Linked DNA regions of Homo sapiens: regions 1, 2, 3 and 5 are each linked to region 4. The links are chromatin loops, found by intact Hi-C in ENCODE. Cell type or tissue: HCT116. All regions are shown on one strand. Links, peaks and the distances in the headings refer to the core of each region. The heading gives the core; the rest is flanking DNA. Region 1 overlaps IRAG1 (inositol 1,4,5-triphosphate receptor associated 1). Region 2 overlaps IRAG1 (inositol 1,4,5-triphosphate receptor associated 1). Region 3 overlaps AMPD3 (adenosine monophosphate deaminase 3). Region 4 overlaps CAND1.11 (a long non-coding RNA gene). Region 5 overlaps RNF141 (ring finger protein 141).

The links. Peaks named below come from ENCODE experiments on the same cell type or tissue, not always from the same donor. Only the 100,000 strongest peaks of a DNase experiment are listed, where the experiment ranks them.
Region 1: it touches region 4 in a loop (6-fold over the local background); 74 of 110 quality-filtered maps call a loop at or near these places.
Region 2: it touches region 4 in a loop (7-fold over the local background); 5 of 110 quality-filtered maps call a loop at or near these places.
Region 3: it touches region 4 in a loop (6-fold over the local background); 14 of 110 quality-filtered maps call a loop at or near these places.
Region 5: it touches region 4 in a loop (8-fold over the local background); 40 of 110 quality-filtered maps call a loop at or near these places.

Annotation. Positions count from the first base shown.
Region 1 is chr11:10,656,502-10,662,629 of GRCh38, reverse strand. The region is part of intron 1 of IRAG1 (inositol 1,4,5-triphosphate receptor associated 1); the gene reads left to right. Among named protein-coding and RNA genes, the nearest start is that of IRAG1, 34 kb to the left of the region's middle. RefSeq lists a silencer at 2,914-3,208 and enhancers at 2,262-3,461, 4,830-4,979, 4,584-5,783. In HCT116, for the core only: no CTCF peak of the experiment used is centred there; DNase peaks (open chromatin) are centred at 2,769 and 5,041; H3K4me3 peaks cover 1,384 bases; H3K27ac peaks cover 5,000 bases.
Region 2 is chr11:10,621,432-10,627,559 of GRCh38, reverse strand. It overlaps IRAG1 (inositol 1,4,5-triphosphate receptor associated 1), which reads left to right. Exons shown (of 21, transcript NM_130385.4): 9 at 977-1,594; 10 at 3,704-3,782. Among named protein-coding and RNA genes, the nearest start is that of LYVE1, 56 kb to the right of the region's middle. RefSeq lists an enhancer at 3,976-4,105. In HCT116, for the core only: a CTCF peak has its summit at 2,919 (motif pointing left); a DNase peak (open chromatin) is centred at 2,919; H3K27ac peaks cover 4,225 bases.
Region 3 is chr11:10,487,802-10,493,929 of GRCh38, reverse strand. AMPD3 (adenosine monophosphate deaminase 3) reads right to left here. Exons shown (of 15, transcript NM_001025389.2): 7 at 387-581. Among named protein-coding and RNA genes, the nearest start is that of MIR4485, 17 kb to the left of the region's middle. RefSeq lists an enhancer at 4,987-5,891. In HCT116, for the core only: no CTCF peak of the experiment used is centred there; a DNase peak (open chromatin) is centred at 3,189; H3K4me3 peaks cover 1,286 bases; H3K27ac peaks cover 3,285 bases.
Region 4 is chr11:10,402,680-10,408,807 of GRCh38, reverse strand. All of the region lies in intron 2 of CAND1.11 (a long non-coding RNA gene), which reads right to left. Among named protein-coding and RNA genes, the nearest start is that of AMPD3, 50 kb to the left of the region's middle. In HCT116, for the core only: a CTCF peak has its summit at 2,505 (motif pointing left); DNase peaks (open chromatin) are centred at 1,607 and 2,457; H3K4me3 peaks cover 691 bases; H3K27ac peaks cover 1,720 bases.
Region 5 is chr11:10,524,485-10,530,612 of GRCh38, reverse strand. RNF141 (ring finger protein 141) reads left to right here. Exons shown (of 6, transcript NM_016422.4): 4 at 5,240-5,421. Among named protein-coding and RNA genes, the nearest start is that of RNF141, 14 kb to the left of the region's middle. RefSeq lists an enhancer at 3,259-3,318. In HCT116, for the core only: no CTCF peak of the experiment used is centred there; a DNase peak (open chromatin) is centred at 3,172; H3K4me3 peaks cover 2,303 bases; H3K27ac peaks cover 4,506 bases.

The DNA of each region.
Region 1 (6,128 bases), core at 727-5,726, 250 kb before region 4:
GGAAATGCTTTGGTCAGCATTCCAAGCGGAGCCAGAGGGGCTGGTGGGGCTGCTCTGTGGTCTTCTGTTAGGCTTAGGTTAAAGCTAGAAGAGCCATTGATAAGTTAATCTGAAAATTCACTTTGCAAATTACTCCTGGATGGCAGAACAGAAGCATGAAGGTGTCAGAGAAGGAGGCCCTGGCCTTTTGTGAGGTTTTAGTTGTAGAATACTATGGGAGAAATTTGCACATCTGTGTGGCAGAGAAGACATGAAACCCGGGTACATCATCGAGAGAGAGAAAAACTTGGCCATTAACCTGGGGAAGCTCAATGAGAATGAGGGCAGGCAAGGCCACCCACTTGCTTATATAGCAACCCAGATGATGGCTAAGTTTTGTATTTTTAGTAGAGATGGGGTTTCACCATGTTGGCCAGGCTGGTCTTGAACTCCTGACTTCAAGTGATCCACCCGCCTTGATCTCCCAAAGCCCTGGGATTACAGGCATGGGCAACTGCACCCAGCCTATGTAAAACCTTCTTCTCTGCTTTTTAGAAATACGGTGTCATTCATTTATTAACTCAATAAACATTTAGTGAATGCCTATTCTGTGTTTGACCCTGTACTGGAGGCAGGTCATAAAAATATGAATATTATAAGAATATTCATAAAGCTATGAATAAGGCAGAGTCTCTGCTCTTGAGATGTTCAAATTCTAGTTGGGTTGAGTTCTGGGCAAAGTACCCTGGGAGGATAGGGCAGTAGGCTGAATACTCCCCCCTCCCCAAGATGTCTACATCCTAACCCAGGAACCTATGAAGATGTTACCTTAAATGGCAAAAGGGCCTTTGCAGATATGATTAAATTGGGAATACTTAGATGGAGATTACCCTGGATTAACTGAGCGGGTTCAATGTAATCATGAGTTCTTATAAGGAGGCAGGACGGTGAAAGTCAGAGGAGAAGGAAATGTGAAGGGGGAAGCAGAGATCAGAGGGGAGAAAAGATGCCAGCGACTCTGCTGGCTTTGAGGATGGAGAAAAAAGGGTCACCAGCCAACGAATGTAGGCAGCCTCTAAAGCTGGAAATGGCAGGAAATGGATTCTCCCCTAGAGCCTCCTGAAGAAGCACAGCCCTGCTGATGCTTAGACTTTAGCCTGCTGAGATGGATTTTGAACTTCTGACCTCAAGAATTGTAAGATAATGAATTTGTGCAGTTTTAAGCCACCAAATATGTGGAAATTTGGTACAGACGCAGTAGGAAACTACTACAGGAAGGGAGTAACTTTTCCTGAGGTGAAGAGGAGGAATGGGTTTATGAAGGAGGAGATATGTGAACTGGGTCTTGGAGGACAAGTAGGAACCCATAAAGTATAGAAGGAGGACAGAAGGCAGCCCAAGTATAAGGAGGAGGATGTATGCAAAGGGTGTAAAAAAGCAGGGCATGTTTGGAGGTTGGCTTTTGGTCCACTGTGGTTGGGGCATAAGGTGTACAAAGGTTGAAAGAGGGGATCAGCCTCGAGAGAGGGGCTAGGAGCTTGACTCAGAACTGGCCCCCCCATGGTAAAAGGGAATCAATCCTCAAGGAGTTTATGAAGGGGAAGGATGATCCAATTTGTGTTTCAGACAGACTGCTCTGGTATCATTATGGAGGGTCATTGGAAGGGACCAGGCCAGAGGTAAGGAGACAAATGAGGCTGTTGCAGTGACTCAGGTCACACAGAGCCATGGGCAGGGGTGCCAGGGATGGGAGGAAGGGCATTTCTGAACTAGGATTGATGGGACTCAGAGTCATCTAATTGAATGTGGAGGGTGACAGAAATGAAGGAGTCACGGTGACTTCTAGGTTTGTAGCTTGAGTGCCATTCTCTGGGGCACAGGAGGAGTGGGCTGGGGAGGGAAAGAAACAATGAGCTCTGTCAGGGATGTGTTGAGGATAAGGGATTCATAGTCCACTTGGGAAAAGTTGTCCAAAGACAATTGGCAATGAAGTCTCCATAACTGTGCTATCTTGGGGTGATACTAAAGTCATCTGTGTTCCTTCTGCACCCTGGTAGGAGCAAGAATCAGGGAGCCTGGGGCTGAGTAGCTCAGTGGTGTGCTGGCAATGTTCCACGGCCAGCTCTCTGGGGGGAAAAGGCCCTGATATGTACATAGTGTTTGCCAATTTCCATGGTATAGATACTCCCACTATGACCAATGGCAAGCTACTAACTCACCCTCACTGATCATGGAACTGAGAAGAGATGGGCAGTAGCAAATCATTATATAGTTTCCGCTATGCAGAGACAATAGAAATAAATCTTCAGAAGAGCATAGATAATAGTAAAATGTAGTAAAATAATTAAAAAGCAGTTATTTTGAGTATTTATCTCCTTTTTGTTTAATGTGAGTTCATGTAATTTATTTTTTAATAATGTCTGTGTTTAACCACCAGTTCACAGAATTCTTGAAAATTACATTAGACTCTTATGAGCTGGAACAAGCAGGCTCCTGTGCACCACTAAAGAGATTCCTCCAAAGTACAAGTTAGAAGGGCCCAGAAATCCACCTACTTCTCAGGCTTAGTGACTCTCTAAAGTCACCCATGTGGGGAGGCAGAGCCAAGCCTAGGGCCTAGGAGACAGTTCCTGATCCTCCATGTCTTCCTGGAGACCCCTCGGTGCCCTGCCCTTTATGGGATCTCACAGACCCAGAATGCCGTGTGGTCCTTGACCCCAGGATGATGACTCATGTCACTCTTGAGTGAGTGACTCAGGGAAGAGGCTGCTGAGCAGCCTGGAACAAACAGAACTGGGCAAGATTTATATCTGCTAGGCGCTAAATGGGAGGCTCAGATACTTTGCTGCTATTCTCGGTGCCTTTGAACTGCCTCCGATTGAGCAATTGTACATATTTTGAAGAAGAAAAAATTTTTTCAAGTGGACCTATTTTTAAAAAAAGAATTCCTGAAGTGAACAAGCTGGAAAGGAAACCTGGGGAGATGTTTAGGCTTATTTCCTGTCATTGGTCTGAGCAGGTGCTGGCTCCTTCCCAGGGCACCCCCAGCCAACAAAGCCTATACGAGCTCCACAGGAGCGGAGAGCAGGGCTGGAGAAAATCGGGCCCTAAGAAGGTTTCCCACAGAGGTGCAAACCCCAGGATTGTCGGGGTTCTCAGGGCCAGCCTCCCGAAACGTGACTTTGTTTAGGGGACACAGTCTTGGGGGAAGTGACTTCCACTTCCTCATCCTCCCTTTTCTGTTGCCACCGAGGCTTTCTCCCTGCATCTCCGCCCTTCACCATTCCTGCTCCTGCACAATTCCCTTCAATCTAGATCCACTTTCAGGAGAGAATCCTGGGGCTTCCACCACACACTGGGGGGTGGCTGTACCCCCTTCAGTCACTCACTTACCCACTTGTTCAGCACAGCACAAATACCTACTTGGCCAGACACTGTGGCTGGCTCTCTTCCAGGAGGGATTCCACACTAGGCCTCATGTCTCACCTGTGGAACAAAAACCTCTGTTTTGGGGGAGTCATCATGAGTACAGGGATAGTGGAAAGAACTGGGGCTTTGAAACCAGACCAACCTGGGACTGAGCACAGCCCAGACCTGGGACTAAGCACAGCACAGATCTGGGGCAAGCACAGCACAGACCTGGGACTGAGCACAGCACAGACGTTGGGCAGCCACAGCACAGACCTTGGGCAGCCATAGCACAGACCTGGGACTGAGCACAGCACAGACATGGGGTGAGCACAGCACAGACATGGGGTAACCACAGCACAGACCTAGGACTGAGCACGGCACAGACATGGGGTGAGCACAGCACAGACATGGGGTAACCACAGCACAGACCTAGGACTGAGCACAGCACAGACACGGGGCAAGCACAGCACGGACCTGGGACTGACCACAGCACGGACCTGGGACTGACCACAGCACTGACCTGGGACTGACCACAGCACAGACCTGGGACTGACCACAGCACGGACCTGGGACTGAGCACAGCACAGACATGGGGCAAGCCCAGCACAGACCTGGGACTGTCCACAGCAAAGACCAGGACTGAGTCTCTTTTACTTGCAGGAGACAAATCTGGGAGCTCTGAGCCACTAGGATGAACACCAGAGTCTCTCTGAGCCTTGGCTTGGTTTTGTTGATGCTGTGCATGCTTAGAGAACTCAGCTGCCCTGTTTGGAGAATGGCGAGGGCACTGAGTGGACTCTATGTACCAGCACCTTGCATGTATTTCCTGATTTAATCGTTACAACAACGCTAAAAGGTGGGTGCTATTACCTCCATTTTCAAATGAGGGAACTGAGGCCAGGGGAGATTTATCCAGCAAGGGAGAGGCAGAGGAAGGATTAGAACGGAATCTGCCAAGCAACAAAGCCCCGTGAGCAGGCCAAGGTTAGGAAGCAGGATGGGGCTTTCCCAAGGCAGGCTTCCCATCCGGCTCACTTGTGGAGTCGCGGAACCCAGCTCTGCAGTTGGCCAGGCCCAGGGGACCCCCAGAGGCACCTCCCAGCACTTTCAGCAGATCTCCTGTGGGGAGCATCCTCTCTCCTGCGAGAGTGACCATGAGAGCATGAGAGCAAGAACAATGACGAGTCACTGCCGAAGGACGCCTGCTTTCACAGCACAGACACAATGGCTTACCCTTTACTATGAGCAAAACCGTCAAAATGAAAAGTCAGAAAGCTGCCACATGCAGCCGGGCTCGGGGCATGGGTGCTCTGGGGACTTTTCTGACTCTGCCCCTCACTCATAGATGTGGCCTTGGTCACATGCCTGCCCCTCTGGGCCTCGGTTCCCCATTGGTAAAAATGGGTGCAGGGGTAAGACTGGTGAGTTCTCAGTGTCCCTCCATCACCCTCTGGATTTGCAGAAGGGCTAAGAGAGCTCCACGTGCAGTCACCCCCAACAATTCCCCCCATCAGTTGTCCATCTAGAGATAGACCCGTGGTATTAATAGCAACCTAATCTCTTTCACATTCTTTGTGCTGCTAAAATGAAAGCAAAAATTCAAAGCTGGAAGAACAAAAAAACTCCCTTCTGAGAATACTGAGTCACTCCAGAAAGGTCAGTGGAGGCTAGGTTAACCCATGGTTTCCCGAAAGGGCTTCTTGGCTCTTCCCTCAATGCTCAAAGATTCACAGAGAGAATCTGAGAGCCGCTTAGCTTACGGGCTGTGCTCCTGGGATACTGTGGTTTCAGAGAGGAGTTTGGTCTCTCCTAGGCAGGTTGCAAGGCTCTGGGAGAGGCATCTTTGGCGCCATGATGAGAGGCTGCTGCTGCCTGCCGAGAACAGGCTTGGCCCTGCAAGGAAGGGGAGCATCAGACCCAGATTCGGTGAATTCCCAGCACTGCCATTCATGAGCGATGACATTGGGCAAGTCTCTGGGCCTCTGTTTCCTCATCTGTAACATGGGTCTAACTTTAATGTTAATAATAATAGTACTTACTCTCCCCATCTCACAGGGCTGCTGACAGCACTGAAAGAGATAGTCTCTGTAAATTCTGTTCCTGAACCGTGCGTCCCGATGATGGCTCTATACTTTCTGGGATACAGTAAGGCCTTTGAAGCCTACAAGGCAGGGCCGGCCTCCGCGTCCTCCACCTGCTGCTACCACCTACCAGAGGACATGCAGGCTCAACTGTAGGCCACTCTTTAGCCCTCATAAGACCCCGGCCCGACAACCGAAGTGTAGGTCCTGTTTCCTCCCCTCTGCCTCCCACCATCCTTAGCCTCACTGGGAGTACTCACTCCAGCCCTCCCCTGGGAGGCAGGGCCCCCGTGCTAGTCTTTTCTGCCACACTCAAGCAGAACTCCTGGTGAAGAAGCCAGAGTGGAAGAGAGGAAAGATGGCGGGCCTAGGAGTCAGACTAGCCTGGATTATAGCCCTTCACCAGCTACTTACTAGCTGTGTGATCTTGAGCAGGTTGCGGAACCTCTCTGAGCCCTAGATCCTTAATATATTAAATGGAAATAATAAAACCTATCTCATGGGGGTTAAAGAAAATAGCACTTGAAATACATTTAGCATAGTGTCCGATGCTCAGTAGGCGACTTAGAAGTAGCTGAAGAATGAAAGCATGAACAAAAGCATATTAGTTTGTTTTCTTTCATGAGCAGGGGCAGATAAAATATTTAAATATGGTTT
Region 2 (6,128 bases), core at 530-5,529, 220 kb before region 4:
TAGTGACTAGAAGTCTAAGGTGGAGGGGTGGGGAGGCAGGATTCAGGGGGGTGAACTCCGTGGAGGCAATACTCACAGCGCTGACCCCCAGTCAGGCTGCTGGTTGGAGACAAGGGGGACCTCCAGGCCAGGTGAGACTGTGGCTCCTGTCAGCTCCAGTGAAAAGGGCAGGAAAGCGCCAGCCCCTGCCTGGGATTCTGTCTGGGGAAGCCGGGAAAACCTCATCTTTGTTGATGAGCAACAGAAGCGCCCCACCCTGCTCACATCGAGGGGCCCACGTGCTCAGTGTTTCAAGGGCAGCAGTAGAATTTAGTGTCACCTGGAACTGGGTCTGGGATACAGTCCTCTGGAAGAGTCTCAGCACACACGAGGCAGCCACACAGACCCCCAGACCCACGTGCTGCTCACGGCCCAGGTTTCCCTTGGGGAATGAACAAAGTAAACTAACACTGCAGAATCTTAGAGCTTCTGAGCAGGAAGACATCACCTTTGCAAGAATCACCCCATCCAATGATCCCTAACCTCTTTGGATCATGGAACTCTGAGAAATTGTTGAAAGCTGTGGATGTTTTTCCTAGAAAAACACCCCTCCACACACAGACATACACATACATAATTTCAGAGGGTTCACAAACCTGGGTCCCTAAGAGTTAAGGGCCTTGCTAAGCAGCACCAAGGCTAGATCTGGGGCAACTGAGTTAGGGCCAAAGCTGCCTTCTATTCAGTTTTCCTCAGCTCCTATCCCTTGGGAAATTCTTGGCTGGTTTTGGATTGCAGGTTCCATTTTCCTGTCTGTTTGACAAACCTCGGGCAGAAGCCCTCTCCTTCCACATCGTCCACTCATACCCCATACACACTTATACAAATGGGCCCCTTGGCAAGGTGTGTGGGGGCAGAGACTCCACAGCAGAAGTGGCCTCACCTGTTTCCCCTCAACCTGCCCCCGAGGGTTCCAGCTCTACCTTGTCTTTTTCAGAACGTCCCCAAAGGGCTAGCTGACAGGAAGCAGAATGACCAGAGGAAAGTGTCTCAGGGCAGGCTGGCTCCTCGTCCTCCTCCAGTTGAGAAGTCCAAAGAGATTGCAATAGAACAAAAGGAAAACTTCGATCCCCTCCAGTACCCCGAGACCACACCCAAAGGCCTAGCTCCTGTTACAAACAGCAGTGGGAAAATGGCCCTGAACAGCCCTCAGCCTGGCCCCGTGGAGAGCGAGCTGGGGAAGCAGCTCTTGAAAACGGGCTGGGAGGGCAGCCCTCTGCCGAGAAGTCCAACCCAGGATGCGGCAGGAGTGGGTCCCCCAGCCTCCCAGGGGAGAGGCCCAGCTGGAGAGCCGATGGGGCCCGAGGCTGGCTCCAAAGCTGAGCTTCCACCCACTGTGTCCCGGCCCCCGCTGCTGCGAGGGCTCTCCTGGGACAGTGGCCCTGAAGAACCTGGCCCCCGGCTGCAGAAAGTGCTTGCCAAGCTGCCACTGGCAGAGGAAGAAAAGCGTTTTGCAGGCAAGGCCGGCGGCAAGCTGGCCAAGGCCCCTGGTCTCAAAGACTTTCAGATACAAGTGCAGCCCGTGCGGATGCAGAAACTGACCAAGCTCCGAGAGGTGGGTTCCTGGGGGCCAGTTGGGCAGAGTGTGTACTCCAGGTACTCCCTGGGCTGAAGACCTCAGGGCTGAGTCTGGGCCCCTGGCCAGGGCAGCTCTGGCCTGGACTTGGGCCTTGTGAGGGCGTAAATTTTCCCACTCTGAGAAGTCAGGCCTATTTATGTGGCATCTCTTTCCTAAATACCAGTTTTAGGTGCTTTTTTATGCCAGTTACCAGGCAGAGCTCAGTCTAAAATCTAGTTGCCACACAAAGCCACATCTCAGGGGAAGGCAGACGTGTGGAGGGACATGTGGGCCCCTCAGTCCTGGGCTGCTTTCCTCCTCCAACCGGAGTCAGTGGCTCATAAACAGGAATCCCTTGATGGAGTGCCCAGTCATGCCTAGGATTAGCTAGCAAGGGTGAAATAGTGATTTCCTTTGTGATGCCCCCAAGCCTTCCTTCCTGATGCCTGTTAACAAAAGCTTTAAGTCCATCTGCAAGTGTGAAGGCTGCTCCGCCCATGGTGAGTTTCTTCCAGTGCCCATGGTGTCCCCTCAGCTTCTGTTGGCCATCAAACCAGGCACAGCGGTCTCCTGTGGGGTTGCCACCCTATGCAGGGTATGATTGGGGGCATCCAGAGATAGAGACCAGATAACAGGACAAAGCAATTCTGACCAGTCCTGTCTCCTCCAGAAGGCCCACTTGGAATATAAACCAAGGCACCTGGATTCCACAGAGTGAGGCCCAGCACCCTCAGAGCAGGAGGCTTCTCCTGGCTCCTCTACAGAGGGAAATGTGGGGCAGGGAAGAAAAGAAGGTGCCCGATAGCACTCAAGCACAATTGAGGGGATTTGTGTGCTGGCAGGGACACATTCCAATGCTGGCCACTATCCTATTCAGATACCTTCATGATGCTCTGAACTGGAGGCACAGGGGAGCTGGGGCGTGGCTGCTGATGTTAACATTTTACACACAAAACTCCTCCTAGTCAGAAAGACCCAACTAACTAGCGGATCAAACAGCACAGGGCCCAGAGGAGTTGCCACAGTCCCGGATCTCTAGCGGAAGTTGGAGCCAAGGGGCCGATAGCCAGGGATTTGCCTTCATGGGCCTCTGGTTATCAGAGCCTCCTCACTCCCTACACTCCTGCAGATTTCGCCCACCCAGAGAAGTTACAGGGAACCTGGAGGCCCCATGTCACTAACCACTACCCTGGCACCTGAGTGCCCAGCCCCTACCCGACTCCAGTGTGCTGAAGCTGATGGGCTGTGGGCCTCTGGCTTGCTAACCAAATGGGTAAAGGGTCCTTGACCATGACTTCCACTTGGATCATGAGCACCCTCTGCTGGCCCCTTCCTTTCCTCCCTTCTCGGGGGACAAACCATTCCCAAGTGCCCTCTGCCACACAGCAGACTGAAGATCCATAAGTCACAGGGGCAAGGAGCTCTGCCAGGTGCCTCCACTCAGGTCCTTGGTCTGGTGCTAATTGGCTTAGAGCAGGTGTGAGCCCACTTGGGCCACATCCCATCTCTCCCCGGGCTCTGCCAGCTGAGGCCCTAAGCCAGCAATTCTCAGGCCTCACTTTTCTGGAGAGTTTAAAAACTCAAGAGGTGCCATAAAAGGCCATTGATGACCTGAGTGTGTGGGGCAATCGCAGCTCCTGGAAGTGAGCAGTCACTGCCCGGAATGACAGGGCAGGAAGATCCAGCCAGCCATGAGATCGCCAAAGCTGTTTCCAGGAGCAGCGCCATACACACCCAGGGGACCCTCCTGTCCCAGAGCCCTTAGTTCTGCCCCTGTGTGTCCTTTGCAAACCTCAGCCACAGTGAGGCCAAGCAGTTCATTTACCCTGAAGCCCACAGACTTGTTTAAAAAGACCATGCCAAGGGTAGTCCCTGACCCATGGAAAGTGGTGCTGACAGTGGCGTTTCAGGCACCTTCACGGACTGGGAGAGGAACTATTTCCTGGTGCTTCTCAGGCCTCACCATGCCATGCCTGCCCACCCACCTCTCAGGCTGCCCCGCTTTCCCACCTAAGATAGTGGTCGCAGAACCATAGACAGAGCCAAGAGAACAGCCCAGCCCAGTGTCATCATCTGAAATTGTTATCTCTTTCTTTTACCACAAAGGAGCACATCCTGATGAGAAATCAGAACTTAGTGGGGCTCAAGCTTCCAGACCTTAGTGAAGCAGCTGAGCAGGAAAAAGGTAGGTGGGGTTGGGGCAGATGCTGTCTCAGCGAGTGCTGATTTGTCTGTGCCAGATCAAGGAAGGTGAATGTGTAAACACAAGACTTCCTGTGTCTTCCTCAGGAAACATTTGCTGGTGAATGAATGAATCCGATTGTGTCTTCTGCCCGCTCAGCACCTCCAAACCTGCCTCCTTCCAACCAGCCCCCAGGCCTCGCTGTCAGCCCTCCCTAAGCCATGCTGGCATCTAGTGGGCCTGGAAGGGTGCCTCAGGCCTGAACTTTTGACACTTCCTTTTCCTCGTACACCCAGGAAGCTGCCCAAACTGAAGAGTTCCTCTTTTCAAGGCATCACGGCCATCTCTTGCTTACTAATCTGCTGTCACCACAAAGTCCATACCCCAGCCCTGCCCTGCTGGGTAGCTGCAGGCCCCTTCCTCCAAGCCTCTGGTTCCCTGTCCACCTTCTGCCAGAACCATGGCGGGGAAAATGGTTCTGAAAATGAGGCTTCAGCCCCCGCACTGCCTCCCTCTCTGCACTCACCTCTGCCGATGTTCTCAGTAGGGTTCTGACCCCTCTAGATCTAGCTGGGCAAGTCCAGCCCTGCTCCCAGTGCCCCCAACACCCTTCCTCGGCCCCATTCTCCTGCATGAGTATGTCGAGCCCCACCACGAGTTGGAACTGTAAGCCCTGCTACCACTCAGGTGACCTGGGCAAGCTATTCAACCTCCCTGGGCATGTAAAACCAGGCTAAGAACAGTACCTGCCTTCTTAGGTGATTATGGAGATTAAAGCAGCTAATATCTATAAAGTACCTAAAACAATACCTGGTACATGACAGGTGTTATCTAGGTGTCAGCTATTATCCCTAGAGAAGAAGCCCCCAAGGGCAGGAGTGTGTGTGTGTGTGTGTGTGTGTGTCCACTGCTTACAACAATGCCTGGCACTACTAGGGCCTGCATAGGTATTTGTTGAATGAACGAATGAAATTGTATGAGATGTGGCAGGGGGCTAGGTGAACCTGTAATCCCAGCACTTTGGGAGGGAGGTGGCTTGCTTGAGCTGAGGACTTTGAGACCAGTCTGGGCAGCATGACGAAGCCCCATCTCTACAAAAAATACAAAAATTACCTGGGCATGGTGACACACACCTGTAGTCCCAGCTACCCGGGAGGCTGAGGTGGGAGGATCGCTTGAGCCTGGGAGGTCAAGGCTGCAGTGAACTGTGATCGTGCCACTGTACTCTAGGGTCTCGCTCTGGGGTACAGAGTGAGATCCTGTCTCAAAAGAAACATTTTTAAAAAGATGTGGCAGGAGCATTGAGATAGGTACATGAAAATAATTTGTAACTGTAACCATAGTGCCATGAGGTGGGCAAAGAGGCATGGGTGAGTGGAGAGAGATGAGTGTTTCCAACAGGCCAGGCTCCTGGCTCTTCCCTCTTCCCAGAGCCTCTTCTCTGTGGCCACTCACCCTCTAGCCTCTGTGCCTCTGTCCCCGCGGCATCTCCCTCCTGCTGGGCTATCTCCCTCCTCTCTGAGTCATATGGTACCTGTTCCTTAAAGCAGTGGGTTAGTCCCACCAGCTCTGCAATCTTCTACTTTCTTGACTTTCTTTTGTATTTTACTCTATATAGTACTCCCTTTTTCAGAGGGGGTGGGGGACTATTTTTTATTGTAAATATATATAACATTCAACTTGCCATTTTAGCCATTTTTAAGTATACAGTTCAGTGGCAGTAAGTACATTCATATTATGAAGCCATCACCACTATCCATTTCTAGAACGTTTTCATCATTGCAAACTGAAATGCCATACTCATTAAAACAATAACTCTTTATTCCCTCCCTCCCCAGCCCCTGGTGATCACCTTCTACTTTCTGTCTCTATGTATTTGACTCTTCTAGATCCCTCCTAGAAATGGAATCATACAGTATCTGTCCTTTTGTGTCGAGCTCATTTCAATTAGTAAAACATCTTCAAGGTTCATCCGTGTCACCTAGTCCTTTTAATTCAATCTTAATTAATAAACTTCCCATAGCATTTTCCACAGTATAAACCATTTTGTTACCTCTGATTTTATGTAATCTTCCCAGTCAGCTAAGAGGGGCAGGGATTCTTGCTCTTATAGTTGAGGAAACTGAGGCCCGAGGATCTCCTGACTCCAAATCTCATGGTTTGGCCATCTCATGAACAGTTTTAAAACTTTTTTTAAGCTGCACAACATTTCAGACAAGCTGATCTGTAGGAGGCCAGCGTGTTGGGGAGATGCAAATGGGGCTGCTCTGGTTGAAGGGGATAGAAGGGCTTGGATCCTTCATCTTCTGAGACTGTGGGCCCAAGGTACCTCCAGGGACCCAGGCTTCA
Region 3 (6,128 bases), core at 388-5,387, 85 kb before region 4:
AACTACCATACTGTTTTCCATAGCAGTTACACCATCATTTAGTGTTTTAATATTTTTTTAAGTTAATAAGGCACATGGCTGTCACCATTTTATAGGCAAGGAAATAAAGGCTTCTGTGAGTTGCCTAAGGGCACAAAACTCCTAAGTGGCAGGAGTGGGATTAGTGCTTAGACCTGTCAGGCCCCAAGCCACACACCCTCTTTCCCTGTCCCATGGCTGCCCCAGACCTGTTATTCTCTGAGGCCGCATGACCTCTCAGTCAGATAGAAGAGAAAGCTGCTTCCGTAGCACCTCCCGGCAAGCACAATCATGGTGGCTTTCCAGGGGGCTGAGTCCCCAGCCAGGGCTGCTGTCTGCTGGCGGCACTGGAGCAGAAGCTCACTCACCGCGTGGACATCCAGTGAGTCCACAGTGAGGTCGTAGGGGTCCATGTGCAGGCCGTCAAACACCTGCCGCAGGGTGATCTTCCGGCCCCGCTTCTCTGCCACAGTCCTGTCAGGCTCCGTCTGGTATGTGTGCTTGATGAAGCGCAGCAGATGCTTTTGGTTCATGCAGGCGGCCGCATGGATGTGTGTGTCCACCTGGAACACAGCGCCCACCAGGCCCTGAGTCAGGCCACCTCCCCTAGCAACAAGAGTTAAGACATCCAACCCTCAATGTGCACAGAACCCCAGCACCTCATGGGCCATCCGGGCAGCCCCACCAGTGTCTGGATCCCACCCCCCATTTCTCCTCCAGACTTCGGAACTGGTATCCCTCCCTTTCAGCCTTGCTGCGCATTCCACCTCCTTACAGCACCAGGAAATCTTTTTAAAATGCAGATTGGATCAGGCCATTCCCCAGTTAACAAATGACCTATGGGCCCATCAGTCTCAAGATAAAGCCCAAGCACCTTGGCCTGAGATTCAAGGCTTATTTCAAGCCTTAACTCTCGCCTTGCCACTGCCCCATTCTGTGCTGCAGCCGTGACAAACCACTTACGGGTACACCACACACCAAGGTACAGTACACTGCATCCCTTTGCCCACGTGTTTCTTCAGTCTGGAATGCCCTCCTTTCTCTCCACCATCTCATCCACCTAGAAATTTCCCACAACCTCCTCCATTTGGGAGCCAACCTTGTTCCTCCAAGCACAACTGAATGCTCTTTCCCTTGCCCAACCTCAAAACCTGGCACAGGCATCCCATTGTTGTGCAGACCGTCCCGATCACTCTAACGTTTGTGTGTCTACGCTTTCACTAGACTGGGAGCTCCTCAAGGACAAGGGCCATGTTTGATGCCTCTAAGTCTTCAGCACCTACCCCAGAGCCTAGTACAAAGTCGAACCAATGGATGAATGAATGAACAAATTAACAGGTACGACAGGTTCTCACAGTTTTAGTGATAACCCTGAGGGCCCATCAAATCCCACTCTTCCCATTGATCCCTCTCAGAACCCTCAGAGCATTCCCAAAGCAAACCTCCAAGTGGGAATGAATGAAAAGAACAGACACTAAAGGCCAAGCCTCCAAACACACCCTTCCTTGACTAGTTACACCTCACCCAAACTCCAGGGCATCCAAGTCCCAAGAAGAAGCCACTCTACTGGAAGCCGCTCTACTGACCCTAAGCCAACATATGGACTCAAGCTGTGGGGCCCAAGGCCAAAGATCTTAGAGCAAATCCTAAGAAGCAGAAATGAACAGTCAGCTTAGACTTCTCCCCACATTCCAGGGAAAGGCAGTTTTTTGCAGAAGGCACCTTTGCAGAAGGAGCCCAGCAAGGTCTCAAAACACCTCATGGGATTTCTCATGCCCTCTATATCATGCTAAGTCCTGTGATACCAGACCGACCCCTTGCATCTCTGTCCTCTCCTTTTCAGCCTCCTTAGTCAGCTCATCCTCACTACCAGACCTCTTAATAATGGAATTTCTTGATGCCTGGTCCTGGGCCCTCTTGTCCTCTCACTATAAATTCTCTCCAAAGGTGATCTGTTCCATTTCTGTGCATTTAATTATTTTCCTTATACCAATTCCCAAATTTATGCCACCAGCCAAAAGCTCCAGAACTGTACATACTATTGCCTTCTTGATATCTCTATCTGGATAACCCAAAGGCAGTTCAAATTTAATATATCCAAAAGTGGACTCTCCATCTCTGACCCCAGCCCAAACCTGATTTTCTCCCAGATTCTGGAATCCCAGGAAATGGTGTGTCCTGAATCCAGCTGGTCATGCTGAAAAACTGGGAGTCATCCTTGGCCTTCCTACTACTCCCTTCCCTCAGTGAGTCTCATCAGTTCTACCTTCCAAATGGATGTCAAATCCATACAATATTCTCCAACCTCACTGCCACCACGGGAGTTCAAGCCTGCATGTTCTCAGGCCTGAATTCACAGTGACCTCCTAACTGGTCTTGTTCCTTTTTCTTGTGCTCTGGTTCAATTCATTCTCCATACACAGAAGCTAGAAGGGATTCTTTAAATGTAATTTGATTCTGTTACTGAACCCTCTTCATTAATCTTAGGATGAGGGCTCTGCTAATATTGCCTGGATCCTACCCATCTCCCCAACCCCTCATCCCCAGTCTGCCTTTTCACTGTGCTTCACTCATAGGACAACCACAAGCCCTAAGGAAATGAAGCCCCAGCTAAGCTGAGGGATGGCCTCAAGTCACTATGGGTAAACTGACTCCCCCTCCCTGAGCACAAGGGACCTATGGGAGCTCCGGGGGAGGACGACAGCAGCCTCAAGGCCAGGCTGCTGACAGCCATTAGACCACACTCTGGAGCTACTGCTGCGGCCGACTGGGCGCTCAGCCCGGGCTGGGGTGAGGAGGCGGCTGACCTCAGGGCAGGGAATGCTGTCCACGGCTGGCTGAGCATCTCCAAGTAATGCCAAACCAGATATTTGATCCACTGGACCTCTGTGAGCATTATGCCAGCCAGCCCATGTCGTTAGCCACAGCACTCACTCATCAGCATCCTTCCTGCCATTAATCTTGCCATTCTTACCAGAAAGACAGACCACTGGACACTGGGGAAACAAAGCAAAGCAGAAAACTAAAACATCCCCAAAGCCCAGGCTCCTCAGAGATGAGGCTGGGCTCACGTGGGATGCACAAAAGAAGGTCAGCCTGGCTCAGCTCAGCTGGACACAGCTTGGTACAATGACCTCAGCATGACTCAGCGGATTCTGGGCTTTCTGGTCCTGTCCTCTGGCTTACCAATGACACACCACAGGGGGGTCAGCCTGTCCTTACCCCCATGAGTCACAAGATAAATGAGGAAAACAACTGGACAATCCAGGAAGCACCCCATCCAAACTTCAGAACTCAAGGGTGATTATTTTAGGAACAAAATAATTGAAGGTCATTGGAGGTCAGTGTTTTCAGTTCACCAGAGGATCCAAGTGCATTCCCCGTGTTCACCTAAGACCTCAGATGTAAAGAAAGAGCAGAGTTTCCAGACCTGGGACCTAAGCCAACATTGACCATTTCCATACCCATGGCAGGCATCAATAATCGAACACAGCACTCTTTTCACTAAGCTTTAGGGGTGGCCCCTAATTGGTCAGGTTTGGCACAGAAGGTAAAACCTATTTGCTATTCTTAATATGACACTTAAACCACAGTGGATGTCACCTACTTCTACCCAATTCCCAAGCAGCAAACACACTCAGCTCTTCTGTCTTGCTTCTGCATAGAAAACAAGTGTCTCAGTCACACAGTCCTGCTGGCTGGGCCTCGGGGTGTCTCAGCCCTTCACCTGCTGTAGTGTGACAGGTGCCTTCACAGATACCACCCACACAGATCCACGGCCACGTCGCAGCTCCTGCCTCAGACCACAGCCCTTGTCTGCCCCAGGGACACCAATAGCCACTTTAGACATACGGAGGCCATCATCCAGCCCATTCTGGATTTTAGAAAGCAGCTCTCCTCCCCATAGTAGAGGCTATGAGAGTGCTATCAAGGCCAGGTGTGGTGACCCACGCCTGTAATCTCAGCACTTTGGGAGGCCAAGGCAGGCAGATCACCTGAGGCTGAGAGTTCGGGGCCAGCCTGGGCAATATGGCAAAACCCCATCTCTACTAAAAATACAAAAATTAGCCAGGAGTGGTGCCAGGCACCTATAATCCCAGCTACTCGGGAGGCTGAGGCAGGAGAATCACTTGAACCCAGGAGGCTGAGGTTGCAGTGAGCTGAGATTGTACCACTGCACTCCAGCCTGGGCAACAAGAGCAAAACTTCATCTCAAAAAAAAAAAAGAGAGACAGAGTGCTATCAAGTAGGCAGCACCCAGGGGCGGGCACAGACCTGACTCATAGCAGACCTGCGCCCATGTTTATGGACTGACTGTGGTGCCTAAGAACAGGCCACTGGGTCATAGATATCAAGGTCATCTCTGTCCAGAGAAAACATTAACCCCAAGACTGCAGGAGAACCCTGGGGATAGGCTCTGATTTGTTACCCTAGCCCCACGCCAGGACTGTTTCTCATGTTGTGGCCAGAGGGCAGCTGGTAGACCCAGGAACACCCACTGGGGCCCCACCTTAGAAGAAAACAGTGTCAGTGCCAGCACAGCCAGTGAGGACACCTTGGCCCCAGGCAGCAGGAAGCAGGTAAGCCCAGAGCATTCACGTATGCTCAGGGCAGGGCTGCATCGGGCTGGGCAAGGCGTTTCTTTGAACACGGGCCTGGGCATGTGCTAGGCGTGTGAAGTTCTTTGGGCAGGGCTGAGAGGAGTTCACACAGTGATGGAGGCATCCACCTGTCTGAACGCCTAAGCCTCACAGAGAAGGAACAAATGGTGCTTGAAGGTGAAAATGCCAGGGTGCCCACGTAAGTGGTGTCTAAAACACCTTTCACTTCTGCCTGGAAATCCCCAAAACACTTCTGTAAGCCTCTCAGGGCACATGAGCTGAAGCCAAACTCTCACTTCTTAAAGCTCTTGATCCCATCCAAGTGGGAGTCTGTGTTGGACCCCTGGCGTGTAACAGAAGTGGTCTTAGGGCCTCCAGGTAGGGTCTTCCATCTGCATTGCTGATATGCTCCCAGCCAGGGGGTCAGGGAGGCTGGAGCTGGGCTTTCCCAGAGGAGCCACATCCTCCCCTGGCCTACCCTCCCTTATCAAAGCTGACCCCAAAAAGAAGAAGTCCCCAAGAGGTTCCCAGCTGGGACAGAGCTCCTGTGGAGATGGCAACCCCACTGTGACTCCACCCAGCTTTAGCCATCCCTCCTCCAAGCAAAGCCTGATCCCGACTCTTCCCCCAGGAGCTTCTCTCCCAGCTCGCCACCACACCCCGGCCCACCTCCCTGCCTTCTGTGGGAAACCCACAGCCCCTGCATGATCCAGGACCTCCCCACATCTCTGCAGCCTTACTCTCCCCACAACCCGCTGCTCCCCGCTCCCAATGCCTGAGCTCCAACCACACCACACTGCTTGCAGTTATGTCAACACACTGTTCTGACTCTCTCGACTCTCTCATACCATCCCTCCCTCCTGACATTTGCACATCACGTGCCTCTACCTGGAATGCCACCACTTCCATTCCCCTACCACACCCTCTGCCTGGCAAGCTCCTACTCACTCTAAGTCAGCTCAGTTCTGGCCTCTCCCTCAAAGCCACCTGGTTGACAGGAAGTGACTCTTGCTCACCATCAAACACCCCCTGCCTAGCACTGACCCTGTGCCTCACTGCACAGCGCTTCAGCAAAAGAGAATGGAAAGGCTAGGGCCATGATCATTTAACCTTCGCTCCTACCGCAGTTGCGGCCCCTGCAGGCGGAGACTGCCAGGAGCCCCGGACAAGGCTGCCATCCCCTTGGTGGGAGAAGAGAGGCAGAGATCTGAGCATATCAGAGGCTTTTCTTTAAATCCACATGATCCCGAAGGATGCAAAACCACAAACTCCCATCTCCAGAGAGATCTTTTTTTTTTTTCAGGGAATTTAAATTTTATTTTATTCACTTATTTATTTTGCTTTAAGTTCCAGGATACATGTGCAGGATGTGCAGGTTTGTTACATAGGTAAACGTGTGCCATGGTGGTTTGCTGCACCTATCAACCCGTCACCTAGGTATTAAGCCCAGCTGGAAGCCATCATCCTCAGCAAACTAACACAGGAAGAGAAAACCAAACACCGCATGTT
Region 4 (6,128 bases), core at 586-5,585:
AAATTAGCCAGGTGTGGTGGTGTGTGCCTGTAATCCCAACTACTCAGGAGGCTGAGGCAGGAGAATTGCTTGAACCTGGGAGGCAGAGGTTGCAGTGAGCTGAAATCATGTCACTGTGCTCCAGCCTGGGCAACAGAGCAAAACTCTGTCTCAAAAAAAAAAAAAAATTGTCTTTACATTTTTAATGGTTGAGAAAAAAATCTAAAGAAGAATATTTTGTGACACATGAAAATTACATGAATTCCAATTTTGCCACCCATAAATTAAGTTTTCTTGGAACATGACCACATTTATTCATTTACCCATTGTCCTTGGCTGCTTTTCCACTGCAATGGCAGAGTCGAGTAGTTGTGACAGACACCATATGATCCTACGAACCTCAGACATTTACTATCTAGCCCTTTACAGAATAGTTCGCCAACACTTGCTCTAGACCAAAGCCCAGAAAGGGAATTTAAGACCCATCTGGCTGACCACTCTCAACTTCTCTTCCCATCCCGCTCCATTTCTCCTTGCACTGCCCCCGCCACTGCCCTCCACTCTCCACCATCTCCTGTCCTCCCTCCTTCTTCCTCCCACAATTCCCTGGGACCAAGAAATGGGTGCTTATTTGCTTCCTTTATGTCAGATCCTCCCCCTTTCTACTCTAGCCTCATGAGAAAGCCTTAGGGACAGGCACAGGTACCTTCCCTAGGCCAGAGCTTCCCCGTGGAAGTGCTTCAGATGGGCCACAGGCATGCAGCACAATGGTGATGCCCTCGGTCCTCAGGTGAGAGGGCAGCCAAAGTGCACAGGCTGGGTACCTCTAAGGAGAACCTCACCTACAGCTCCTTGGAGGGCAGCCAAGAGTGGGCCCCATCAAACAGCAAGGACAGTGATCTCATCCCAAGCGGCGAGGACACGTCCTTTGGCAGCTTGCTGCATAGTGTGCCACTCCCACATGGACAGAGCCAGAAACCCACTGGAGGAGTGTGTGTCCCTTGCGTCGGGTGAGCACAGAGCACAGACCAAGAGGGATGGGGCCGGGGGCAAGGAGAGCAGGAGGGAGCTTCTGGCAGCCACAGTAGAAATGGCAGCCCTGAATCTGTCTTCACGCCTATGTACAGAAACCATAAAATTCATTGTCCAAAATAGTATACTTTCTTTTTTTAAATCGACTTTAATGAGGTATAATTTACATATAATGAAATGCATCTATTTTAACTATATAGTACTATGAGTTTCTGCAAATGTATACATGGGTGATCCACCAGTGTCACCACTACCATGATCAAGATACACAATGTTGTCATTACCCCCCAAATGCCCCATATGCCCCACTGCAGTCACTCACCCCCACCACTGCCTGAGACAACTACTCATCTGTCTTCCATCACTACAAATTAGTTTTGCCTATTCTAGAATTTCAAATAAATGGAATCATACAGCATGTACTTTTTTGTGTCTGGCTTCTTTCATTCTGGGCAATGTTTCGAGATTCATCCACACTGTGTATGAACACCAAACTGGCACGCTTCTTGTTTGTTTTTTAGCAAAGGGAAGTGCTCTGGATAGTCATGTCATGTCAGAAGAATGAATCAGAGCCCTTCAGGACAAATCAGGACAACAGTCACTCGATGTATATGGGCTGTTCCTGTCTTTCTCAGTAGATGAGCCTCTTTAGTCACCTCCACACTGCCTGCAGGATATCTGATGTAAAATTGCATGTGTATTCTGCAGATTAGGGCTTCACCATTACCTAAGTGCACTAGAATCCAAAAGGTTTGAAGGGTGCTAAATCCAATGCTCATCCCAAAAAATTTCAATACCACATTTGTTGTTTGAAAAAAGAAAATGCCGTTATAGTCTCTATATGATTTCAACTGGTATATATTTTTTAACAGGTGCAAAATTGTTTTTAACTTTTTATCACCAATCTGTACAAACAAATTTCCTGTTAATGATGATTATGGGTACAATGTACACTATTCAAGTGATAGTTACAGGAAAAGCCCAGACTTCACCACTTTGCAATATATCCATGTAACAAAATGGCACTTGTACCCACTAAATCTATAAACATTTAAAAATTAGAAACAAATGAAATTTGAAAAAAGAATGAAGAAACCCTTAAAAATCTTGATCAGAAATTCCATGTAGCCATTTCAAGCCTAAAACTACATAAAAAAGACATGTTAATTTGAAGCAAGCTCATGTTTAACAATAAAATATTTAAATGATTTTCTTTAGAATATTATATAAATTCAACATTTAATATTTTGTTTTGTATATTATTGTAATAATATAACATGAAGAAAATGTGAATTTTTTTCACTAGCTCCCATGTAGGCATTCCCAAATCCCCTTTAGCTGACCCCAGTGTGCCACACGCATATTCTCACTTTCTAAGCGTGTTGTGAACAGGGAAGCATTAGTCAGCACTGCCCCCACACTATGGGAGAAGCCAGTACCCTGGGCTAGGACGCATGTTTCTTGCTAAAGAGACCTCTCCTGCCCTCTAGTGATAATTTTTGTAGCTGGATCTCAGAGGGAAAACAGTGATGTAATGAGTAATTAAATATATCTGTTTTATATTTGCAAAATTGCCATCCCTGTCACATGCATTATAGCTATCTTGGGTCCTGACAGATAAAAACTTTCACAAGCATCCCTCTGTTGCTCCCTGGTGCCTGGGAGGTCGAGCCTGTGGCTTCTCTTCCATGATTCCACCTCTCCTCTCTGCCCTCATCTTCTCCACCCCTGTGGCACGGCAAAGTCTCCACCATCCCCAGCCAGTGACACCACCCTTGCCATCACCTAGGACCAGTGGCCACTGAACCCCCTTCCCACCCTTACCAGATGCAAGGACTGTAGTGGTGGAGAGGGGAGCATGGGCCTGGGAAGCAAACACCTAATTGTTCATTGTACAACAATTTGTTATCAACCGACAAACTCCAGGCATTCAGAAAATTTGGGATTCCCTTGGCACACAGAGGGAAAGGGGGGCAGCTGTACCATAAACGCTTCCCATACCCCTTGTCTCTGTAGAAACCCAGCCTTTTATCCCCAAGCAGCAGCACTTAGCAAGTGGTCACACAAGAGGGAAGGTAAAATCACCACCCATCAACTAAAGGATGAAGTATCTGTTTGAGTTATCAGTATACAGTCACAGAAGTGAAAGATACATGCATGAAAATTAGAACATATCAAAGTTGAGGATCACCTATGCAAACAACAAAAAAGTCGTTGAGAACAGCTGAATTTTCATCTGAAATGAGAACTATAGAATATTTACTATTGAGGTAATTTCTGTTCTATTGAGTAGAAATCCAGCAAACAACAATCTATTTTTTTTTTTTTTTTTTTTTTTTTGAGATGGAGTTTCACTCTTTTCACCCTGGCTAGAATGCAATGGTGAGATCTTGGCTCACTGCAACCTCCACCTTCCAGGTTCAAGCGATTCTCCTGCCTCAGCCTCCCAAGTAGCTGGGATTACAGGTGCCCACCACCATGCCCAATTAATTTTTGTATTTTTTGTAGAGACAAGGTTTCACCATTTTGGTCAGGCTGGTCTCGAACTCCTGACCTCAAGTGATCCACCCGCCTTGGCCTCCCAAAGTGCTGAGATTACAGGCATGAGCCACCAAGCCCGGCCACTAACTACAATTCTATATATAGTTGGCCCTCCATCTCCAAGAGTTCCATAGCCATGGATGCAACCAAGTGTGGATGGAAAATATTCGAAAAAAAAAGTGGCATCCATCCTAAACATATAAAGACTTTTATTCTCTTCATTACTGCCAAGAAATAGAGTATAACAACTATTTACATAGTATTTACATTTTATTAGGTATTATCAGTACAGTTAAGCATCCATTAACAATGGGGATATGGTCTGAGAGATGTGTCTTTAGGTGATTTGGTTGTGCAAACACCACAGAGTGTACTCACATAAACCTAGATTGTATAGCCTACCACATACCTAGGCTATATGGGATAGCCTGTCGCTCCTGGGCTACAAACCTCTACAGCATGTTCTATACTGAATATTGTAGGCAACTGTAACACAATAGTAAGGATTTGTGTATTTAAACATATGTAAACAAAGAAAAGATACAGTAAAAATACAGTATAAAAGACTAAAAAATGAACAAATGGAGCTTGCAGGACTGGAAGTTGCTCTGGGTGAGTCAGTGAGTGATCAGTAAGTGAATGTGAAGGCCTAGGACATCACTGCGCACTATCGTAGACTTCATAAATACTGTACAATGAGGCCACACTACATTTGTTTTAAACGTTTTTTCTTTCTTCAATAATAGATTAACCTTAACTTACTGTAACTTTTTTACTTTGTAAACTTGTTAATTTTTGCAAATTGTGACTCTTTTGTAATAACATTTAGCTTGAAACACATAGTATAGCTGTACAAAAATTCTTTATATCCTATTCTATGAGCTTTCATCTATTTTTTATAAACTTTTTTTTTACTCTTTAAAATTTTAAAACTTTAAACTTTTTTGTTAAAAACGAAGACACAAACACACACATTAGCCTAGGCCTGCACAGGGTCAGGATCATCCATATCACTGTCTTCCACCTCCACATCTTGTCCCACTGGAAGATCTTCAGGGGCAGTAACATGCATGGAGCTGTCATCTCCTATCCTAACAGTGTCCTCTTCTGGAATACCTCCTGGAGGACCTCCTGAGGCTATTTTACAGTTAACAATTTTTTATAAGTAGAAGGAGTACACTCTAATGATAAAAAGTATAGTATAATATAGTAAACACACAAACCAGTAACATAGTCATTTATTATCTTGTCAAGTATTATGCACTGCACATAATTGTATGTGCTATACTTTTGTGCAACTGGCAGTGCAGTAGGTTTGTTTACACCAGAAACAATGTGAATGGTTGTTTATCATCACAACATGTAAATGATGCATTGCACTATGATTTTATGAGGGCTACGATGTCACTAGGCAATAGTAATTTTTCAGCTCCATTTTAATCTCAGGGGACCCCATTGTATATGTAGCCCATCATCGACTTAATCATCATTGTGTGGCACATGACTGTAATTGAGAGATGATTAAAGTATACAGAGGATGTGCATAGGTTATATGCAAATACTGTGCCATTTTATACCAGGGACTTGAGCATCCTCAGATTTGGGTATCTGTGGGAGGTCCTGGAACCAATCCCCCACGGAAATCAAGGGACAATTGTACTACGTTCCAGTGTTCAGTTCCGTTTAATCTTCATTCTGCTCTGCTACATTTTCAACCTCTGCAGGCCAAAAGCCCTGAATTCTCTGCCTAGCCCTCTTTTGTCCAAGTAGAGACCCAGAAGTCCATTTGGGGAAGAGCTGTCAAAAGGTTAAGTCATATCCAGGAGTGGCAGCTTGTACGGCTATGATGGACATCAGAGGGACACAGGATTTCTCTCGCCTTTATTTCTAAGTAGACCCCTTTCAGAAGCACCCTCCACCCCAGATGGGTTTTCCAAGTCCCAGTCCTGATGTCTAACTAATCCCTTTTCCCTGGACTATGTGAGCTGACTGGGCTACAGAGCTAGGCAGTAACCAGCCAAATCTCCTCTTAGTCACAGATACATGTGGCACAACAAGGCAGGTGCCTCGGTGTCCAGGTGGACAGGTTCTGTTCATACCTCATTTGGAATCAAAGAGCAGCTGTCTTGGGCCCCCAGGCTGTTGGTCTCTAGATCAGTGGGGCCCCCATTAGATCCCACACAAGATGGCAGTCATCAACAATTGAGCTCCACCGAGTTCCTGTGGGACTGAGGTCTGATGATTTCTTGAGGGCTCTTCCCCTATCACATTGATCTTTCTGAAGACGAATTTTATCATCGGTTATGTGTCAGGTAGGACTCTTCTGGTTGCAAGTGATTTTTTAAAAATTCTAACTGGCTTAAGCAAAAAAGGGCACATGAAACTAAAAAAGACCAGGGACAGCCAGCTTCAGGCAAAGCTTTACACTAGGCTCAAAGAATGACATTGCCCAGTCTAGCTGTACCTCTGCTCTGCTCTGTCTCTGTTGGCTTCAATCTCAGACTTTACATCTATGGAAAAATGGCTACCAGCAATTCCAAGCTTCATCTTCCCACATACATGTCCAATGGGAAAAG
Region 5 (6,128 bases), core at 717-5,716, 120 kb before region 4:
CTTAAGCTATTTTGGTGGCTAGAACTATATTTAATACTGTAAGATAATATAATGCATATACATTTTAATAACTCGGTGGTTTTGTAAAACATAGTTTTGTTACTGTTATTGCCTTCTAACTAGCTGTTTGAATCTTACAGTTGTCTAATTGCTATACAGCAGGGGTTTTTATAATCAAATTCTTTTTTGCCTCAATATCTCTAACCATTACATCATACTAATCTTCTATCTCTGTTTTTGGGTTTTTAGCTGGCTGTGGAATGCTAAGGTGACATCCTATTTAGCTCTAAGATGATACCTTAAAAATTAATGTTATCTTGAGATCATTTCTTTTAAGAATACATTCATTCATTAAAAAGAAAAAAGATCCATTGAAAGAGTTTTTTTGTTTTTTAGTAATTTTTAGTTATGGGATAGATTTTTTGCCAGCTGTCATTGAGTATTAGAAAGCCTCAACCACCACTGAGTAGATTCAGATAGAAAGTTCTTAACTTTTTGAGGCTACAAACCTTTTGATTAAATGAAGGCATGAATTTTATTAGGCCACCTCCTATCCCCACCCCGGCTCTAAAACAAAGAACAAAATCATCCATATGCATATAAACCATAAATTGGGCATTCATGAGCGCTCTGAAGTTCATTCCCGACTGACCCATAAAGATTCCCTGGGTTAGGAGATTTTTCCTTTGAGTCACGGACCCTGGAGGTTACCCAAATAATATGCCTTATTTCCTCAGTAGATTGTCAGTTTTACCCATACTGTGTTTTGCTTCCAGTTTATTCAGATAAACATTTGAGCACAAGTGTGAGAGGCATTAGGAATATATGATAAATAAGACAGATTTCATGCTCTCAAGCAGACTGATCTCTCTCTTCTGATCCAGATTATCACAGATTTTGTATTAATCTCTATACTTCTAGACTCTTCTCCAAATTCTAATTTATGCTGCTGTGAGATTAACCTTTCTAAAGCACAACTCGCATCAGATTACTGCCTTGCTTAAAATTCCTCAGTAATTCCTTCTTGCCTACCAAATAGTCCCAACTCCTACAATATGACTCCAAACTATCTTTTCTGCATTAGTCACAATGACCTTCTTTTGCTCTGCATTCTTATCAGGCTTAACTAACTTAAGACTGTATCATTGTTACTTTTCTTTTCCAGTTCAGTGCTTCTGCTTATTGTGTTTTCTCAACTAGGATGTCCATTCCTTCCATTAGGAAGTCACGGAAAATTCCTGTTAAACCAGTTTAAACAAAAACAATACTTATTTTCTCACTTATCAAGAAATCCTAACTCTATAGACTAACTGCAGGATTGGTTAAATTAAAGACCCAGCAGATGTCACTTCTGAACTCACTGGTCAGTATTGGGTCATATCCCCTTCATACACCTACACTGACAGAGGGAATATGATTAGCATGATTGGTTTAGATTAGACTAACCAGGATTGACTCCTGCATCATTTCAGGGAATGGTGGACACAAAAACAAAATAAGGTTCTGCTGGCAATGAAAAGAAGGAATGGTATTTGGATAATCAGCCAGTAGTTTCTGCCACACCTTTTATTTCTGCATCTCTAAACCTGATGTCTCTTTAAAGGTCCACCTCAAATACCATCTCATCCATTAAGTCTTCCTGAATAGGAGTTCTCTTGTCTCTTCCAGATTCCAACAGCACATTATTTATACTTTATAATACTGCATTACGAAAAAAGTTGTTTAGGTTCTTAGCTCCCCTTTAGAGAGTAAGCTCCTGAGGGCAGGAACTATGTCTAGATTCATTATTGTATCTCTTACAGGCTGTAATACGGTGCTTTACACATAGTAGGAACTCAGTATATATTAAGTGAACAAAAAAAATCTGTTGAAATAATACTCTCTTTTTAAATGACTGGGATAGGTTGAAGCTTTCCTTGTTTATTGACACAGTATATTATCTAAATTACACTTAATGTTCATTTTTATTTCATAAAGTACTCAGCTCACATTGAAGAGGCCAATATAAATTGTAGAAAGCTAAGGGAATACGAATATATCAGGCTTTTCATCCCTTCGTTTTTTGTTGCTCTTTGACAAATACAGACTTAAGGTTTAATTTTATTAGTAGTCAAATTCCTTTTTGCCTCAATATGTCTAACATCTGTATGTGATTAAACATCTTCCTTAAAATAAGATTCTAAGTAGAGAAACAAAAGTACTAAAGGCACAGGCAATTAGATATTTTTTCATGTGATTTTTCTTGATTTTAGAGCTACTCTAAAGAAATTTTTTTATTTGCATTCCTTAGGTTCTTTCTGAAAGAATCTGAGAGGTCAGTGTTTATGTTAGAAAGAGGTCAAGTCCACCATGAAAAACTGATAGGAGATTGAGAGTTTCACATTTCTTAATGTTAAACAACTTTAAAAAAATTGTACTTTAACCCTCTGTATTTACATTAAGTCTTTTTCTTGACTCTCTGCCATCTGCTATGATTATCCTTAAATAATATTTAATCCACTATAAAAAATGATCTAAATTATGTTTAAATGGAATATTTTATGGAAATAATATTAGAAAAATAAGAGATTAATTAAAAACTAGGTACTAAGGTGGCTGTTAAGAACTACATGAATTATATTATTTCATCCTTCTTTTTTCTTAGACCAACTTCTTAGAGTCATTCTTGGCTTTTCTTTGTCTCTCACACCTGACAATCTGTAAGTGAGTCCTGTCACATCAAAATGTATTCAGAATCTGGCTAGCTCTCACCATCTACGCTACTACCACCCTATTCCTAGTGACCATCCTCTATCACCAGGATTATTCCAGTAGCCTCCTAACTGATCTCCCTGCTTCTCTTGCCCTGCTTCTGTCTATTCTCAGCACAACAAGCAGTCTATTCCAAGCACAACAACCAGCCTATTCCACATCACAATTTGAAATGTAAATTAGATCATATTACTCCTTGGCTCAAAACCCCCCCCCGTGACTTCTCATGCACTTGGAATCAAAGCTACAGTTATTACTGAAATCAGCAAAGTCCTATATATTCTATTCCCACCTCACCGTCTATCTACCACTCCTTCCTCTGTCCGTCTGTCACTCTGTTCCAAACACTCTGGGCTTCTTGTGAGACTCTCTGTGCTCCTTGCCAGGTACACCTCTATTAAACAGCCTTTGTATTTCCTGTTGTCTCAGCCTGGAATGATCTTCCCCCTAGACATCTATATGACTCATTTCTGCACCTTTCAGTTCTTAAATGTCAACTTCTCTGTAAGGCCTTCCCTGTAACCCCTCAGCGTTCCTTCTCCCCTGTTTCATCTTCTCCATTACACTTATTTTCATCTAACCTAATCTGTATCTGTATTTTATTTGCCTGTCTCTCCTACCTATCATGTAACTTGCTTGAGGGCAGGGATTTTGTTTTATACACACTGTGGCTAGTGCCTAGAGCAGTGCACATAGTACCAATAACATCCACATAATGGTACTCAATAAATACTTGTTTCAGGAATCCTATGATGAGAATAGTTACAGTGTGATACACTTTGCTATTTCTGTACTGACCTTATATGGATTATTCCATAATTTCTTCTGTACTATGCAGTTCCAAAGGACTACCCGTTTCCTCAGCTCTGAAGATCTATTTTGTAAGCCTGTTAAATTCCTGTTACTTTTTAATTCTGTTTATTCTCTACCTCATGTACAGTCTTTTAGTACAAAGAACCTTGTATATTTGCATCTCCAGATAGATTTTACCTTCCCAAAATTTAATCAACTTTCTGATTATTAGAGATGGTTCTAAAATTTCTTAGTATGGTATATGACTCATTCTTTTTTTTTTTTTTTGAGACGTAGTCTTGCTCTGTCGCCCAGGCTGGAGTGCAGTGGCGCCATCTCGGCTCACTGCAACCTCCGCCTCCTGGTTCAAGTGATTCTCCTGCCTCAGCTTCCCAAGTAGCTGGGACTATAGGCGTGTGCCACCATGCTCAGCTAATTTTTTGTACTTTTAGTAGAGATGGGGTTTCACCGTGTTAGCCAGGATGGTCTCAATCTCCTGACCTCATGATCTGCCCACCTCGGCCTCCCAAAGTGCTGGGATTACAAGCATGAGCCACCGTGCCTGGCCGCATGACTCATTCTTGAGTCTCAGTATTTTTTTCCCTGCCTTTTCAAATAGTAAGCAATTAATAAACGTGTTACAACTATTATTTTCATTTACAATATTCAAATGTATAATAATATTTTAAAATATGTAATCTACCTCATTTTCTGATACCCCTAGTTCCATCAATACATTCCAGAACCTAAAGTCACAATTTTATGGCCCTGTGTCTTTGTCTCTCTCCCTATATTCTTCATTTCTTTCTAAATATTTTCTGATTTTGCTTGTTCTTACTCTGATATGCACTTAATAGATTTCATGGCTTACTTCTTCCCCAGTCTTCCATCCTATGTCTTGTGCTGAAAGGAAGTCTTTCATGTCTCTAATCTTTCTCTGATTTCAAGTTCTTCATCCAAGAACATTATACCTTCACCTTACTGGCCTCGGTCATTTCATTATGCCTCACTCCATGGCTCCCCAAAGCTTGTGAAAGCAATCTCCTCTGCTTGCCCCAAGTATCTTCTACATTAGATTGTAAACTGGATGGGGGAGAGGTACAACCTGTAAAGGTACAACCTTTGGGCCACTGGTTTCACCTCATATTAAACGAGTTTTTTGATAAAGCTCAAAATGGCCTTCTGGGAAAAGTCCAACCACCTTTTGTTAGGATTTATTTTAAAGTAATTTTCTTGCTTTAGTTTAGAAGTTTTGGTACAAAATAGAACTTAAAGATATTTAAGAAAGTACTTGTTTGAGTTGTAGAATCTCATGCGGTTGTTGGAGTCAAATGAATCCTGTGGTTAAGAAATTCTTTAAGAAATTAAAGTGAAAGAATTGTTAATACTGATCTCTAAAATTTATTTCTTAACTCTGAGAAAGTCACCTTACCCATCAACAGCATAATGCCTAATTAATCTTACAGGGTGATTTTGTGTGTTAAATGAGGTAAATTTGTATAAGAAGTTTGAACCCCACAAGTGTAGGGGACATGGTATTACTCATTTATTCAGACTCTTGCTTTCTTATGTAATTTGCAAATCCTGAAAACTCCTATTTCCTAGGATGTTTGACTAAATATTTGTTCCCCCTTTTTGGGAAAAATTGGTCAGAGAAATGATCAACTTTTCTTTTTCATGTTCTTTGTATTTTTAGATTAACAAAAGCAGTGGCATTGTGGAGGCATCACGGATCATGAATTTATACCAGTTTATTCAACTTTATAAAGATATCACAAGTCAAGCAGCAGGAGTATTGGCACAGAGCTCCACCTCTGAAGAACCTGATGAAAACTCATCCTCTGTAACATCTTGTCAGGCTAGTCTTTGGATGGGAAGGTATATAATGCATAAGTATTGTATTTCACTTATTTTCTAATATGAAAACAACTGAAATCTATTAATATTTTTGCTGTTGCTCATTGTAGCATCTTAAATCTTTTTTTTTTCTCAGTTGGTATTGTATCTGAGATCAGTTTTGGGGTTATTCTGTGCTTCGGATGTTGTTACAGTGCTAAATTAAAGTGGCTTGGCAGGGCCACTTTAATATTAATGTTTCTGTCACACTGGTCTCCAGGAATCCGCTCTATATGCATGCATTTATTGACAAAGGAGATAGTTAACACCTTCCTTATAATAGGTATTTAGGTTCTTAGACAGTCAAAGCTTTTTAGGGAATTAGGTCAAAGAATTTGGCAAAATCATCCCACTTTTTTTAAAAAATGTCTAATTGAAGCATTAAAATTTTATATATTGGCTTCAGGACTTGGCAGTCCATTCAGGAAGGAACCGAATGCATATACTTAGTTACCAGAAGGAAATGAAGTCAGCCAGAGTTTTCTCTGATGATGTTTGTTTACCCAGGCCTAATACATTATTGTTCTATCTAAACTTTCTTTTCCTTCTCTGTTATGCTTTTGGCACATGAAAGTTCCCACTTCTTGACATTTGACAATCATGATCATAATTTAAATTTGTAAATATCTCATTGGAAAAAGATTTACATGGGTCCAAACATGTTGACATCCTGTCTTACTGTCATACTG